Regions from separate parts of the Homo sapiens genome. Here regions 1 and 3 are each linked to region 2. The links are chromatin contacts, found by Hi-C or POLR2A ChIA-PET in ENCODE. All regions are on one chromosome and are shown on one strand. The core of a region is the stretch at or near the end of the contact, and the rest is flanking DNA. Distances in the headings are between cores, read along the strand shown.

The links. Hi-C counts contacts between places; a loop is a spot of excess contacts on that map. ChIA-PET counts read pairs that join two places held with the same protein, here RNA polymerase II (POLR2A). Pooled maps may share reads with other maps.
Region 1: a map of K562 shows a loop between it and region 2 (3-fold over the local background). The contact joins the enhancer-like site here to the promoter of SLC66A3 in region 2. A Hi-C loop is called at or near these places in 4 of 168 maps with a recorded cell type or tissue (K562, cardiac septum, ectodermal cell and 1 more) and 11 of 50 pooled maps. POLR2A ChIA-PET finds 5 or more read pairs at or near these places in 6 of 52 experiments (OCI-LY7, Panc1, WTC11 and 3 more).
Region 3: a pooled map shows a loop between it and region 2 (3-fold over the local background). The contact joins the enhancer-like site here to the promoter of SLC66A3 in region 2. A Hi-C loop is called at or near these places in 2 of 50 pooled maps. POLR2A ChIA-PET finds 5 or more read pairs at or near these places in 3 of 52 experiments (BJ, CD4-positive, alpha-beta T cell and activated T-cell).

The regions. Positions count from the first base shown.
Region 1 is chr2:11,410,066-11,413,580 of GRCh38, forward strand. All of the region lies in intron 2 of LOC105373429 (a long non-coding RNA gene), which reads left to right. Among named protein-coding and RNA genes, the nearest start is that of LINC00570, 18 kb to the left of the region's middle. Within about 2 kb of position 1,991, at least 2 of the 41 ENCODE cell types and tissues checked have a DNase peak (open chromatin) inside an H3K27ac peak, as active enhancers do; they include Panc1, where a contact is called at or near this core.
Region 2 is chr2:11,153,670-11,157,127 of GRCh38, forward strand. SLC66A3 (solute carrier family 66 member 3) reads left to right here and starts at 1,798. Exons shown (of 7, transcript NM_152391.5): 1 at 1,798-2,020. The coding sequence starts at 1,878. It also overlaps a transcript of CIMIP5 not described here. RefSeq lists silencers at 1,385-1,864, 1,975-2,214.
Region 3 is chr2:10,789,216-10,793,097 of GRCh38, forward strand. It overlaps PDIA6 (protein disulfide isomerase family A member 6), which reads right to left. Exons shown (of 13, transcript NM_005742.4): 5 at 3,881-3,882; 6 at 2,580-2,710; 7 at 1,504-1,618; 8 at 534-674. Among named protein-coding and RNA genes, the nearest start is that of PDIA6, 22 kb to the right of the region's middle. Within about 2 kb of position 1,541, at least 6 of the 41 ENCODE cell types and tissues checked have a DNase peak (open chromatin) inside an H3K27ac peak, as active enhancers do; they include CD4-positive, alpha-beta T cell, where a contact is called at or near this core.

The DNA.
Region 1 (3,515 bases), core at 741-3,240, 260 kb after region 2:
GCTCACATCATTATTATCAACAATACAAAAAAGTCAGCTGTTGTCGTTATTGTCCCTACAATAATGCTACGCTAACTATCCCAAGATTGTTATTTTCATCGTAAGGACATGGAGTTCATTGGGTTTTATATCCATTTGTGTTTTTTTTAAATGTTTGCTTTTTAGGGGGCGGGGGTGGTCTGGTTACTTTCTTGCTGCAGCTCTCTTCCTGTGTGGGAGTACTTGCCAAAACATGACTTCCCCATCCTTTCTCATTCCATTCATTTATCCAACATGCATTGGTGACACAATGCAATGTGAGAAAACACATGCCAGAAGAGTCCCAAATACAATGTTTTGAGAACTGAGAGGAAAGGGGGATGAATAAATGAAGAATGGATGCATGAGCGTGTCACAAATGAAGAAATTGACAGGAAGGCCATAAGAGCAAGGGGCAAACACCAGAGCGCTTTCCATATGCCTGATAGAGTCTTCCCAAAAGCACACACCTCATTTTCCATTGTCATCAAATATCAGCATACACCATCATAGGGTTTGCCTTTGGCATGAATGATCTGGAAGAATCTCGGAGGTCCTCAAGCCCCTACCCTTCAAGATGCAGTAATGGAAACATTGGTGTCTCAAACCCAACAGGTCCAAAGTACGTATGTGTCACATTCACGGCCAAAGCAGCCCCTCTTCCCTCTATGCCTATTTCATATGCTGATGATACATCCAGGAAGACTGCAACAAATCTGAGAGGCATTGGGAATCGAAATTTCCACTGCCTCCCACCTCCAGTTATCCCAGTGCAGATAACTCCAAGCAGGGACGACCAGATGAGTGGATCCTCAGCACACAGGCTGAGGATGACCATCAGACAACTAGGAACAGCCAACACCTTGAACTGGAGGTACTCCAAGAGTTGTGTTTTTAATTTTTGATGTTAGTTGTAAGATGCATTCCTTTAGAGCTATTAATTATGTAAGTAATAGTAGACAAACATGGACCCTGAGGAAGGGAACCAAGGGAAGGGGGCCTGAATTTTCTGCTCTTTTGGGCGGGTGATGACTCCAAGTCATTACAATCTAGATGCATCCTTATTTTGCAGCCACAGCTTGCTGAGATCTGAGCACATAATCAGATACACTGACATGGATGTTACCGTGTGGACAAGGAATGAGCAACCTTGAAAAATGTATTTTTCTATATGCTGTTTTGGTTTTAAGATCTTGAGAAAGAAGTCCAGGAATTCACAAGCTTGAAAAGGAGATGCTGAGGCCACTGTGAAGACTTGAATACTTTTGCCTTGGAGGCAGTCCCAGGCCCACCACTCTCAGCAAAGGTCTCCTCCTGCCCTTTCCCAGATCTAACACAGGACAGCAGGCGGAGAGGAACCACCCCCTTTTCCTTCTCACTATTCTGGCTCTTGTTAGAGTGACAGTGGGATGGGAACTAGGACTCTTTGTCATTGCCAGGGGTTGCCTTGAAGGACTGGAGTCTGAGAGTAAGCAAACTTTATGACCCACAAAAAAAAAACCAGCTTCAGGAAAGCTTAATGGAGTTCCTGGTGTGAACTTAGAAGCAAGGTTTGATAATTAATTCTGACCTGGCTATTTGTGAATAAACAAAGATTAATACAGTGATTTCCATTTTGCTGAGTATTTTTCGGCCTCTGAACAGGACGGTCACATGGTTTTGCTCTTGTTTGCATGAAGCGAAATTCTGGGGTCCTCTCAATAAACCCACAAGAGTTTCTATCTCATAATGAGAGCTGGCTTCTTGTGTTTTTGAGGCAGAATTTTGACAGTGTTTCTTGTGCATTCTTCACCATCATTTGGAGCCACCACCTTGGCAACGTCTGTAGACAAGGAGATAAGGGACTCTCAAATCTATCCTTGAAGAGGAAGTGGCCCCAGAGTTCCGATAAAATCCTGCCGTATACGGGCTGTATAAAAGCAATTTGACCACTTGCGATTTTGAGTCTTAAGAATCTTTCAATTTCTCAGCCTCTGGCAGGAGTAAGAGAATAATATCCTGGATGTTTATAAAATTCGATAACCTTTTAAATCCATCCCACTTGAAGGAATAGCTAGATTTCTGGACCCCCATTTTCTGAGGCTTTCCAGGATGGACGCATGCTATCAGCTCCCCCTGCAGGTCTGACTCTTTCCTGACAGGGAATTCCTGGAGGTCCACTGAGAAAATGGATTCTGGAAGGGCTCTAAATTGTGTCGCACAGACGAAATGCTTCGACTGCTTGGAAATGACCCACCTTTCTGCTGGAAGCCACATGTCCTGGGAATGCACCAAAGTCTGAATCTGTCAGTACCTTACTATGCTGCAGGAAAACAAAGTCCCACCCAGAACTCCAGTGCCCAGGCAGGACCTTCCTTGCGCTAAACGCGCTTTAGAATGTTCAATTCTCTCTCTTCTTTGTAAGCACTGTGGCCCTGTGGTAAATCCATCACAGATAAAATGGCCTCTACATGAGCCATGTGCTAAAAAAGGATACGTACACCCATTGTGTGTTGAGTCTAAAAGTTGTTTCTCAAAAAGTTTTGGATTGTCCCAAATTTTATATGTGAGTTTGCTGATTCAGTCATTCAATAAATATTGTGATAGACATTCTGCTATGTGATTGATATGCGATAGACATTGTTTTAGGCACCCTGGATAAAGCAAGGGACCAAGGCAGGCTAAGACCCCATCCTCATGGAGCTTCAGGAACAGCAGTGACGACATACAGTAAACAAGTGCATGAACATGTGTGGTGTGATTTCATGTGGAGATGGTGCTATAAAGAAGAGTAAAACAGGATAGGCTGGGCATGGTGGCTCACGCCTGTAATCCCAGCACTTTGGGAAGATGAGGCAGACAGATCACTTGAGGTCAGGAGTTTGAGACCAGCCTGGCCAACATGGTGAAACCCCATCTCTACGAAAAAATACAAAAAAATTAACCAGGCATGGTGGCACATCCCTGTAGTACCAGTTACTTGGGAGGCTGAGACAGGAGAATCACTTGAATCTGGGAGGTGGAGGTTGCAGTGAGCTGAGGTCGCACCACTGCACTCCAGCCTAAGCAACAGAGTGAGACTCTGTCTAAAAAAAAAAAAAAAAAAAAAAAAAAAGCTGGGTGCAGTGGCTCATGCCTGTAATTCCAGCACTTTGGGAAGCCAAGGTGGGCAGATCACAAGGTCAAGAGATTGAGACCATCCTGGCCAATATGGTGAAACCCCATCTCTACTAAAAACACAAAAATTAGCTGGGTGTGGTGGTGGGCACATGTAATCCCAGCTACTGGGGAGGCTGAGGCAGGAGAATCGCTTGAACCCGGAAGGCAGATGTTGAGCTGAGATTGTGCCACTGCACTTCAGCCTGGTGACAGAGCAACACTCCATCTCAAAAAAAAAAAAAAAAAAAGAGTAAAGCAGGATAAAGAATTGGAGTGATTGGGGTGTACTCTTTTTGAAAGACTGGTCAAGGTAGGTTCAGTTAGAAACCTACATAAAGGAAGACAACAACCAACCCATG
Region 2 (3,458 bases), core at 548-3,047:
GGCGCGGTGGCTCATGCCTGTAATCCCAGCACTTTGGGAGGCCAAGGCAGGTGGATCACCTGAGGTCAGGAGTTCGAAACCCCGTCTGTACTAAAAATACAAAAATTAGCCGGGAGTGGTGGCACATGCCTGTAATTCCAGCTACTTGGGAGGCAGAGGCAGGAGAATCACTTGAACCCCGGAGGTGGAGGTCGCAGTGAGCAGAGATCGTGCCACTGCACTCCAGCCTGGGCGACAAGAGTGAAACTCCGTCTCAAAAAAAAAAAAAAGCTCTTCTCTATTTTCTTCTTCAAAAAATTTATATACATATTATTTATTTATTTTTGAGACAGGGTCTGGCTCTGTCTCCCAGGCTAGAGTGAAGTGGCGCGATCTCGACTCACTGCAACCTCCGCCTCCTGGGTTCAAGCCATCCTCCTGTCTCAGCCTCCCGAGTAGCTGGGACCACAGGCACGCGCCACCACGCTCGGCTAATTTTTGTATTTTTAGTAGAGGCGGGGGTTTCCCTATGTTGCTCAGGCTGGTCTTGAACTCCTGGCCTCAAGCAATCTTCCCGCTTCGCGGGGTCAATAACGATCAGTATCGATCTAGCCAGGGCAGGTCCAAGCCGTTTCCTTTAAGGGTTCCCTTCTGAACATCCTTTTCTCATTTAGACTTGGGAGGCAGGACTCAGCACCTGTTTTTTTTTTTCCATAGGCGGAGGTGATGGGCCGGTGAGGCTGGAGAGAAAGAGCCTCGGCCAGAATTCCGAACTCCGAAGCTGACCCAGCTCCCGTCCCTCACACTTCCCGGCTGAGATTTATGGCACAAAACCAGGGATCGTGGATTCTGGCATTGCATTTTGGTGCTTTTTTGCCTGCTTCATAACCAGGCCCTAATACACAGGCGATTTTCAGAGGTTGGAAAATGCGTCCTTCCCTTTCCCTCAGTTTGTGGCTTAGACGGCCACGTCCAAGTTACTTTATCAGGAGAAATCCTTAAGAAACAGTTTCACTGTGAAGTGCTCAAGTTCAAGGCTTCCGGTGGCCCCTCAGGGCCCACGCCGCTAGGAGGGAAGCCTTCAGTCCCAGGCTGGAGACAGGCCGCGTGCTCTGAAAGGGCACAAATGAGGCGACCCTGGGGCTCTGGTCCCAGAAAGTCTCTCCAGCCTGGTTCCCCACCTGTAAGTCGGGAGGGTGCACTCAGCCCTTAAGCAGGAGGCTTTAACTCCTGAAATGCTTAGTGAGAGAAACTAAAACACTTGCAGGGAGGGAAAAATCCCGGCAGAATGGCCCATCCCCCGGGGCCATTTGCCTCTCGGTCCACCCAACCCGTGGAAAAGCCGGACTTCCAGGGCGGCTCCCGGCGGCGGCTAAACTATCGGGTGGCAAGAACGCGGAAATGCGAAGCAGCTGCTGGTGGAGCCCGCAGGCCAGGGTGGGACTGTCGCCCGGGGCGGGGCTAGGAGGGGAGGGGCGGGGCGAGGAGGGGCGGGGCGAGGCGAGGTTGGCCACGGGATTGGGCTAGGTGAGGCCGACCGGGAGGGGGCGAATCTGGGGGCGGGGCGAGATGAGGGTAGTCCGAGGACTGAGCGAGCCCGGGCGGGCCCGTAGGCGAGGCGAGATGAGGCTGGCCAGGGGGCGGGGCGGGCCCGGGCGGGAGGGGCGGGGCGGGGCGGGCCCGGGCGGGAGGGGCGGGGCGGGCCCGGGGGCGGGGTGCGTCCAGGGGAGGGGCGGAGCGAGGCGGGTCCGGGGCCTGGCGGCGCGCGGAGGGGCGGGCCCTGGCCGGGTGGTCCCGGGCGGATCCCGGGAAGGCGGAAGGCTTCGGCAGAGCTGCGCCGCCGAGGCTGAGCGGTCCCTTCTCGCTGCGGCCGCCCAGGTGCCCGCGCCCGTGGCGCTATGGAGGCGGCGCTGCTGGGGCTGTGTAACTGGAGCACGCTGGGCGTGTGCGCCGCGCTGAAGCTGCCGCAGATCTCCGCTGTGCTAGCGGCGCGCAGCGCGCGGGGCCTCAGCCTTCCGAGTTTACTTCTGGAGCTGGCAGGGTAAGGCCCGGGGCGGCCGGGGCTGCCTCCTGCCCCCTCGCAGCTGCTGCCGGCTGGGAGCCCAGGAGAGCCTCGGCTCGAAGTAGGGCGGGGATGATCCCCGCGCGCCGGCGTCGCAGCTGGGCGGCCGAGGGTGAACTAGGGAGCCTAGGGGCTCGGGGTGCTCTTCCCACGGCCACCCGCCACCCGCGTACATTGTTTCTCACCAAGCCCCGCGTGGCACGAATTGATTGCGCACGCCCATTTTACAGATGAGAAAACAGACCCAGCGGAGGCAGCCCTTGGTGCGCTAGTGACAAAACCTGCTGGCCCTGAGCAAGGCCATTTGCACCTCGAGGCTGTCATATTCATTGTCCCTAAACTCACCACGCACCGTCAACCTCGTTCTCGGGCCTCGGTTTCCTCACCTGTGAAATAAGGGGTTGAACTAAGAATGTATGAATCTCTTCTCTTCTCCCGGTGATTGGTGGGGAATCTTTCCTGGTTATTTAATGAGATTCCTTGGGAGAGGGTCTTAAGACAATTGCATTTCTTGTAGAAAGAAGTTTCCTTAGTCATCTGTAAGGAAGTTGGAGAGTCTCTGCAGTTGGGAAGGGGTGACGGAAAGGTCGTTAAATCCTTGATTCTGAGGCAGCTTCTAAGGCTTTCCTATTCAAAGTATTCATCATGCCAGAGCGCCAAACTTTTGGGGTATCATTTTTGAGCCCCAACAATAGGAAAACACATACCTCAACCTAGTGGTCTCGCCCCTTCCCCCTGGCCAGGCCAGGCCTTCCCCTTTGCCCCCCGCCATCACCCAGTGGGGTCTGAAGCCTGGTCCTCCACACAAGCCTTCCTGGTGGGCGGGGTGGGGGGTGCGGCATACAGGATGGGAAGAAGCCAAGGGGTGCGGGGGAGAAAGAGGAGACCTCAGGTGTGGGAGGGTGAGGGGTCCCACTCAGGCTTTGGACCCCGCGCCGGCCCTATGGAGCCCGGCCCTGGGCACAGTCATCCAATAGGGGGCTTTGAGGGGAAATTTTTGGGAAAGGCTTGCAGTGGGAGGGACTGTGACCTCTTCCAGGCTTGTGAGTGACTCTACCCTGCGGGGTGGGGAGGGGGGGGTCCCAGGCTGGATGGCAGGGTTGAGAGGCACCCAGGGGAGGTGGGCAGCATGCGTTTCAGGTTGGTGCCACCACCAGGCTGGGAGCAGAGAGGCTGGAGCGATGAGGTTGTGGCAAAGGACACAGGCTGGAAGTGGCTGTGGTGACTGTTCAGGTGGGAGAGGGGACAAGGGCATGAAAGCCAGGAGTGGGATTTGGCCTCGGCCCCTTGCTAGGTCCCTGAGCTGGGGAAGCTGAAGCTGGACCCATGAAGGAAAAGAAGCCAGGCTGTCTGTAGAGTCTATAGATTCCCTCCTGCCGCCAGCCCCTAGGCCTGCATTTCCACCACTTTTGCAGCA
Region 3 (3,882 bases), core at 291-2,790, 360 kb before region 2:
AACATCTCTGAAATCGCAATGCCTGGACACAGCCTGGCTCTGCCACTTACTTGTTTAAATAGATTATACTTACATGTATTATATGTCTTATATGTTTATACACACTTGAGGCTCTGTGCCTCAATTTCCCCATATATAAAATGGAGATTAAAAACAGTATCTACCTCTCAGTGTTCATGTGAGAATTAAATGAAAACAAAACAAAACAAAACAAAACTATACAAAGACACCAGAACGGTGCCTGTTACATGATTAGTACTTGATAAATGTTCTATTACTTTGAGAATGATAAGCAAGAGTGATTGAATACACTCTATCTTTAAGAAGCTCGTATTTCTGTTCAGTGTAATTATTCTAATGCTAAAAGTTATGAAAAGCAATTTATCAGACTTTTTTTCCATTTCAAAGTATAGAAACCACTTTAAAGAGAGTATCTTTAAGGGCATAAAATGAACAGTGTGTCACACTGCTTTAACATTCCTCACCATCAGCTAAAAAAGCTTTCTGGACTACAAGCAGTTGAAGTGGTTTACCTCAAGCAGCTCAGGAGGTGGGGCGTTATCAGAAAACAAATCAAGGGCCCGGGACACGATGTCGGATCTTGTCCGCCCACCGTCATAATCCACAGGAGACTCGCCTTTCTGAAATATCTTGATTGTAGGAAATCCTCTAATCTATTAAAAAAAGGTCAGAGGATAAAATCCAATTAACACTTAATGCAAAATAACACAATCTTTACAGTTTCTAAAACCACCTTATAGGTAATTTTTTTTTTTTTTTTTTGAAGCAGTCTCACTCTGTTGCCCAGGCTGGAGAGCACAGGTGCAATCTCAGCTCACTGCAACCTCTGCCTCCTGGGTTCAAGCAATTCTCCTACTTCAGCCTCCTGAGTAGCTGGGACTGCAGGCACACACCACCACACCCGGCTAATATTTGTATTTTTAATAGAGACGGGGTTTCACCATGTTGGCCAGGCTGGTTTTGAAATCCTGGCCTCAAGTGATCCTTGGCCTCCCAAAGTGTTGGGATTACAGGTGTGAGCCACCACTCTGGCCTTATAGGTAATTTAATGTAACAAAACTGTTCTCCAGACTGCACAGATTTCAAAGGAATGACTCACAGAGGTCAATTATCAATCAGGGAGTTTTAACAGTCTGTGAAGTTTAGCCAATCATATTCAAGCCCTGGTATATAATTAACACAAAGTACCTGCCCTAGAACAAATGGACCAACTCACAACAGCCATATGAGCAACTTGAATAAGTCTGGGCAAGCTGAAACCTCACATTAAGTATATACCAGAAGCAGTGTGACATTAGGGGGAAAAGTTGACAGTCCTGAGTTTCAGACTTGTTAGTTATGACAATAAAGTGACTTTATCTCTTCACTTACAAAATGGTTTAAACATCTCCTTTACTACCTCATAGGGAGGCCTGGAGTATTGGAAGAAGTAACGAAACACCATGTATTTCACAATGAAATGAGCCTTATAAGTATACTCACCCCGTATCGGGAGGCCAGAACCTGATTGACTGTAGCATCCACAGCTGCCAGTTTCACTTTTCCTTTCGTCTGCTCTTTTACTTCTGAAGCTGCGGCAGCCCACTCTGGCTCTAGGCTATAGAAAAATATTCGTTTTGTTTTGTTTCTTTGAGACACAGTCTCTCTCTGTTGCCCAGGCTGGAGTGCAGTGGTGCAATCATGGCTCCCTGCAGCCTCAATCTCCTGGGCTCAGGTGATCTCATTTCAGCCTCCAACATAGCTGGGACTACAGGTGTGTGCCACCACCCACTGTTAATTTCTACATTTTTAGTAGAGATAGGGTTTCCCCATGTTGCCCAGGCTGGTCTCAAACTCCTGGCCTCAAGTGATCCACCTCACCAGGCCAAATACTTGCATTTTAACTTGCAGCCCAAACACCTTTCTTTTCTTTTCTTTTTTTTTTTAAGACAGAGTCTCCTTCTATTATCCAGGATGGAGCGCAGTGGTGTGAGCTTGGCTCACTGTAGCCTCTGCCTCCCACAATCAAGAGATTCTTGCACCTCAACCTCCCAAGTAGCTGGGACTACAGGCACACGCCACCACACCCAGCCAATTTTTTTGTATTTTTAGTAGACATGGGGTTTTGCTATGTTGCCCAGGCTGGTCTCAAAGTCCTGACCTCAAGTGATCCGCCTGCCTCGGCCTCCCAAAGAGCTAGGATTACAGGTGTGAGCCACCATGCCTAGCCTATACTTTTTAACTGATCTGTGCATTTCTGCCCAATCCCCAATTATGTCACACCTAGAAAACATTTTGTGTGTGGCTTTACTAAAGATACAATGCTACCCTTCACATGAGCTTCCCATTCCACCACTGCCCCTAAATCCAGACATGAGCCAGTCCCTTGTTAATCTTTGGCAATAGGAGAGTGGAAGCTCTTGGCGCTAATGTCAATGTTTAATATTCACTTAGAGTCAGAGTTTTGCTGGAAGAGATCTTAGTGGTGATCTATTATCTACTTCAGCTCTTTCAAAATAAGCTAATGAATGTACTGAAAACACTGTGAATGAACAGACTACTTAGTAGAAGGCACTTACTTTTTGCAGTGTCCACACCAAGGAGCATAGAACTCAACCATCCAAACATCTTCACTGTCCAGAACATTCTTATCAAAGCTGTCGTCTGTCAGCTCAATCACATCCTTCTTACTTGAACTATCACTTCTGCCCTGTCATTTATGACATTAAACATCAAACAATTGGGCCAAGAAGAACACTTTTCCTGTTTTAAATAATAACACTACTGCTACATCTTAACAAAGTTTTAGGGTTTTTCTTTAGTGAATAAAATAGTGAAAACGGTTGTATTCAAATTGGGTACATTCCTCAGCACTGTAATTTTTGCTTGGCAAATAGTCTTTTACTTTCAAGTAATTATCAATACATTCAGTACAACACATAACCTGTACCTGAATGCTGTCACCAGCTATTTTTAGAGAGAAACCTCAACATGGCTCAAAAAACCACCTGAACAACACTGTTCTAATTCAGACTCAAGTACAGCTGCTGCTTCATCCTAGGATGTTATGTTACATCTTTCATAGACAAAGTCCCTACCAGTCAACAGAGCTAAAAATAACACTTAATCCTTTTCTTTTTTCGAAGAATGTTCTTCAGTACTAAATCTAAGAAGCAGTCAGCATTGCTTTCTGTTGCCAGGCAGGGTGCAGGGGGCCAGGCAACTATGCTCATTAAATGTCTAAGTTTAAAATAAAAGGCAAGAGCATGAAATCTCTGGGTAAGCTCTGAGCCTGTATAAAGAAGCTAGTGTAACTGGTCTCCTAAAAGTAAAAGCCCATTTAATATTGATAGATCTTCAAGTTTGTCTTTTCACAAGAACATCAGTGTAAGCTTCACATTTCACATAAGGGCATCTAAAACACCAATCTGCTCCTCTCTCTCTCTCTTCTTCCCTATCCATTTGTGTAGAATTTTCCATGGATTTGGGGCTGACTGCCACAGATACAGGCCAAGAGGTAATCCAATCTCATCACGGTTTGCCAAAGCCTACCTAGAGGAAAACCCGTCCATCCCATCCCCACTCTGGACCTACAAGTGCCATGGGATGCCAGCACGTGGCTCCTGGGCCTGGTACTTGGACTGCAGGTGTGGCAAGAGGCCCTGGGACTGACTGGCTTTGGCAACAGCAATTCTGAGGAGGCCAAATGAGCAGGCTGGAGGGCTGGTTCCCTCTGGGATCGGTGGATCCAATCCTCTATTATTCTTTAATTGAGAGTTCACCACTTTAACATACTGTTAAAAAACAACTATCTTATACAAGGTATCCACTCTGGCTTCAAAATTATGACACATTAAAAACTGACATTTTATGGTCTTACTT